2 separate regions of the Homo sapiens genome follow, and region 2 is linked to region 1. A link is an interaction called in ENCODE POLR2A ChIA-PET data of the cell type or tissue named here. Cell type or tissue: Panc1. All regions are shown on one strand.

Region 1 (2,500 bases):
TGGTATTAACCTCCAACCCCACTTCTCAAAACAAAATCACCAGAGTCTTCCTTGATTCTCCCCTTTTCTCCTCTCACAATCTGTCAGTAGGAATTATTGGTTCCAGCTCCAAAAATACATTCTGAATCTGTCCACTCCTCTCCATTTCCATCCCTCCGGCCCAAGCCATTAAGTCCTCCGTGACCAACTGTAACAGCTTCCTAACACACCTCTTTCTTCCCATCCAGGTTGCCCCGACGGCCACTCTCCATACTGCTGCCAGAAGAACCTTGAAATATCGCTCTTTTTAATTAAAAAGCAAAACTCTTCAATTGTTTTTGTTGCATTTAAAGTTCAAACTTCTTACCACGGAGTGAAAGGCCCCACACAATTGGCCCTGTCTTCTTCTCCAACTTCCATTTTTCTTTGGTCCACCGTGTTCTAGCCGCATGGGCCCTGTCTTGATTCCTTGTACATGTCAAGCTTACTCTTGCTCCAGAGCCTGTGTGGTAGTTGTTCCCTCTGCCTGGAATGGCCTTCCCTAGAACCTGCCTTGGCTGGTTCTTCTTGCTATTCAAACCTCAGCTCCCACATCACCTCCTGTGTTAGGCCTCCCTGGACCACTCTAATTAAATTAGTACTGGAGACATCAGTCCACCTGGCTTCAGGGGCCAGGCCTTCCTCTTGCAGCCTAGAGGCTCTTTGCAGACTGCTCAAAGCTCCCTTTGCACAACTCAACCTGGCAGTGGGGCCTTACTTTCTATTTTTATGATCTCAGGGATGTCTAGAGACCTCGTTGGCCTGGCTACAGTACATCCTAACCGGGCATTGAGTTGGAGGAACTCAGGAGCTTATAATCTGGCCTAGCTCCTCCAAGTTAGTCAGTTACCAAGTGGAGAAGAGAAGCCCTTTACCATTGAATTTTTAATTGTACTGGAAACTGCCTAACCCTTTGGTAGAACAATAAAGGGAAATTTGGTGACTTGGTCTAGAGGCCTGGGGCAAGTAGCAACAGAGATGAGGTTAGAAAGATTTTTAACATGTGGGCTTTCTTTTGTCATTAAAAGAGAAAAACAAGCTCTTACAATGTTTGAAGGAAACCGTCATGCAATTTCCAAGTAGTTATTGGATTCTGTCTGTGACCAAGACATTGAAGGACTTGGGCTGAGCTTTGGGGCCACTGGAGTATGAAGAGGCCCCTTTTGTCATGGAGCTGACTTCTAGGAAGGGAGACAGGGCAGAGGCAAAGGGCGCAGGGACTACACCATGGAGTGCCATGCTGCATCAGGCACTGTGTTTGGGTTTCCATACACACAGAGCAATTAACACACAGCAGGCTGTGTGTACCTGGACCCAAGGGGCTGGCCAGGCAGAGAGGTCTGGGACTGCCCAGGAAGGGGAGCAGGTGATGTCTGAGGAGCAGAGGGGATGAGAAAAGGCTTCCTGCAGGAGATGGACTTGGAACTGGCTCCAGGTGCACCGTGGGCTCTGAACACACACTACTGAAATAATGGGCCATGAAATTCATTCCTCCAGCACTATTCTGCTTCTCTGTCACTTCTCCTTTCCCCATCATTTCCTTCCCCGGCTGGAGAGCACTCAGGAATGCCTTGCTGTGCCCAGTCAGGCCTCTGGAGTCCACCCTACCTAGCTGATGTATTATTATCACCAGCAAACACACACCAGAGGCTGTATCTTGGCTGGGAAGCACATTAGCACCTTGGAAGCCCTTCTTGGAAAAAGTAAAAGATTGGCATTTGAGCCTCCTCATTGATTCCTTTGGATGAGGCAGAAAACCGCTGCCCAGAAGGATGAAGGGGTGAAGTGGAAAAACATGGGCTGGCTTCAAAGTGGAGCACAGGAGGCTAGGAATAGTTCTGCTTTGTGAACAAAGTCGTGCAAAAGGCAGAGAGAGAGAGAGAGAGAGACAAAGATAGAGAGCGCAGGAGAGCGAGGAGGGAGGGAGTCAGCTTTGGCTAATTTGAATTTTGAATTGCCTTGAAAATCACCGTGCAGCAGTATCCAATTCTGCCTTTGATGGTCGAAAGAAACCAGCTGCTTTTATTCCTCTTCAGGTCTTGTTTTCCCCCCAGCAGTGAAGCAAATTAAGCAAAGAAACAGTGAAAGTTGTAGTTGGTATAATATCTCAGGCCAAGGTCAGGCTAATTGTTGGTGGGAGGGGCGGTAGAGACAAGGGACACACTCTAGGTGTTGATATTTCTCACTCCTGCTCCATTCTGCTCCCCATAATGTCACTTTGGCATTTCCAAACACGACCACCTTGGCAGGCTTTCTTTACAAACTAAGGCCCTTGTTCTAACCACCAGCATTCCTATACTATGCCATGCATTCGGGCAGGTAAGATATGGTCCCTTTGCCCAAGTCGGGCTAAAGGAGTGGCAAACCTTGAAACACACCCCAAGATATCCCATAATGCTGTTCTTAATTTGCAACATCAGCAGGGCAGGTATTTGCTAGTGAGCGTAGCCTCATTTTTTCCTGCTGCCTCATTTTTATCAAC
Region 2 (2,500 bases), 440 kb after region 1:
CCTTTGGGTAAGGAGTCCAGTCTGTTCCATTATAGCATCGATTTCTTCATCTGTGAAATGGGGATGGGACCACCCACCTCATGAGGCTTAAAGTAAAGAGGGTGTGTAAAATACCTGGCCCAAATGATCACCCAGGACGTGGAGGCTCATCCTCCTAGAGACCAGACCAAACCCTCCTAGAAACCCACGGAGATCTCTATCAAGTCAACCCTGCCTCCCCTTCTGACTTCCTCTACCTCTGCTGTTGGGCTAAGACAGCTCCTATGAGATCAGTGAGGCTCAAATAAATGTCATTCCTCCCTGCCCAGCTCTTGGCAGGACGAGAAGTTTACATACTCCCTGGGTGGAGAGGTGGGGGTGGGTGCCAGAGCAGAGGAGGGGCTGGAAGAAGCACTGAGTTCCAGTATTTCTGTAGCTAGGTCTTCAGGAGATGACTCTTCACACCAGCCTTTGGTCCCAGCTCTCTGTGCCCTGGGCTCACCTGGACATACCTCTGCATGCCTTCGTCTGCTCTTCCCAGCCAGAGGTGGACTCTGTGAGAGGGAGCTCCCTCTTCCACCTCCAGTGGCTCCTGTAGGCCCAGCCCAAGAGCAGAGGGCCACTGTGTTCCCCCACTAGAGTCTGATTCTTTCGCCCACATTACCTCCAGCCTCTCTGAATACAGGCCTTGAGAGACCTGAGCATGTATGGGCTTCCGAATGCAAACAAGGAGTGAAGTATTTCAAAACCTGGTATTTCACCAGAAACGGCCCTTCAGAGGGGCCCAAAATACACAGCTCGGTGTTTGCACTTCAAAGAGTGGGAGGCCCAGTCAAGGCTCCAGGCAGCCAGGTCTTCCCTGTGTCAACAAGGGGAAGGAAAGCAGCTTGGCCCTGTCTGGGGCATCCTGAGAAAGGGGTTTTCCGACTGCAGCTGGAGAAGAAGGCAGGGCAGGGAAGGGCTGCCAATCCCCGGGGTGCTTCCTGCAGACGGCGTGGAGACCCAGGGGCTTTCTTGTGAGCTCACAGAGGAACCTTTTGGGGAATTCCCCAATGATAATGACAATAGTTCCCGGTTACTGCCTGTGATATGCTAAGCTCTTTCCATGGTTTTTCCCATTCATCCTGATGAGGCCGGCAGTACCAATCTTCCCATTTTGTAGATTTGAAAACTGAGGCTCAGAGAGGTTTGGATGACATGTAGGTTAATGGCAGAACTGGATTTCAGTGCAGGCCAGCCTGCTGCCAAGGCCTGTGCTCCTGATCAGCATGTAAAGCTCATCCCCTCTCCCTCTAAGGTCACTGAGCCCCATCAGGGTCTAGGCGCTGAAGATACTGAGAGAAACAAAGTACAACCCCTGTCTTCACTGAGCTGCCAGTTAAAAGGAGAACAGCCTCGGAGACCAGTGGCCACCATGTGAAAGTGAAAGTGCTTTGTCAGAGGCTTTCTGCACAGTCGTGGGAGTGGGAAAAGGAAGCACTTGCCTCTTCAGGGGCCCTATGGAAGAGGGGGCCAGCAAGCTAAATCTGGAGAGAAGAGATAGCATTTGCCAGGTGGGCAGAAGGGACAGCACCTGTGGCCAGCCAGACCCTGCAAGCTGTGTTTGTTGTGGTCACTGAGTGGGCCTGAGTGCCGCAAAGTGAACCACTCACTCTGAGGTCTAGGTGGGGCTGTGGAACTTGGAGGATTTTAAGGAGCAGGGAGAATGAGCTAGGCACTCTCAAAGGCTCAGGTAGATGTGGAGGGGGCATGGAGCAGACACAGATTAGCCTGTCCTGACCTCTCTTAGCACATCAGACCCCAAGAGGACCCCGGTGACAATTTCTCAAGACCTCATGACAGCAGTGTGGGTAATGATGACACAGTGGTGGTGTCTCAAATGCACCCAAAACTTATCAGTGTCACTGTTTTTGACAGATCCATCCTTAGCCCAGGCCCAAGATGCAGGCATTTTCACTCCCATGGGACCCACGAGAAGAGTGGAGTGGTTCCACATCAGGAGAATGGGACGCTTTGCGGTGTGAGCCGGGGGAGGCCCTTTTGCTTCCCTCTATGGAGCTCAATTTTTTCAGCAGAAAATGAAGTGGACAGGATGATCCCTGAATTCTGGCTTGAACAAAAGCTCCCGCGTGGCGCTGAAGGTGGAGGTGGTTCGGCTCAAGGAATCTACCCTGTGAGCATGAGGAGTTGAGACAAGCCTGGGCTAGGAGAAGGACACCAGCCCATGACCCAGGCTAAGCTCTGTCATGGGCAGGATGTATAACCACCACAAGTCATTTCACTGCTATAAAATAGAGATAATAATCCCTCTCCTGTTCACTTATGGGCTTACTGTGAACATCAAATGAAATAACAAGCACAGAAGTGTTTAAATTGTAAGGTATGGTGTCAAGTTGAATCATCTTCTGGTTCTTGAACCACAGGGACCATTTAACCCAATTTCCTCATATTCCAGAAGAGGAAACAGAAGTTCAGAGTGGCTGTGACTCGTCCAGTGTTCTCTGTGGCAGAACTGAGACCA

What was found. ChIA-PET counts read pairs that join two places held together with the same protein. Peaks named below come from ENCODE experiments on the same cell type or tissue, not always from the same donor. Only the 100,000 strongest peaks of a DNase experiment are listed, where the experiment ranks them.
Region 2: POLR2A ChIA-PET joins it to region 1 with 11 read pairs; 2 of 35 experiments call an interaction of 5 or more read pairs at or near these places.

What each region holds. Positions count from the first base shown.
Region 1 is chr15:69,695,440-69,697,939 of GRCh38, forward strand. PCAT29 (prostate cancer associated transcript 29) reads left to right here. Exons shown (of 4, transcript NR_126438.1): 4 at 228-311. Among named protein-coding and RNA genes, the nearest start is that of PCAT29, 100 kb to the left of the region's middle. In Panc1, no CTCF peak of the experiment used is centred here; no DNase peak of the experiment used is centred here.
Region 2 is chr15:70,139,888-70,142,387 of GRCh38, forward strand. No RefSeq gene overlaps it. Among named protein-coding and RNA genes, the nearest start is that of TLE3, 43 kb to the left of the region's middle. RefSeq lists enhancers at 1-410, 915-1,418, 1,186-1,285. In Panc1, no CTCF peak of the experiment used is centred here; no DNase peak of the experiment used is centred here; H3K4me3 peaks cover 435 bases; H3K27ac peaks cover 846 bases.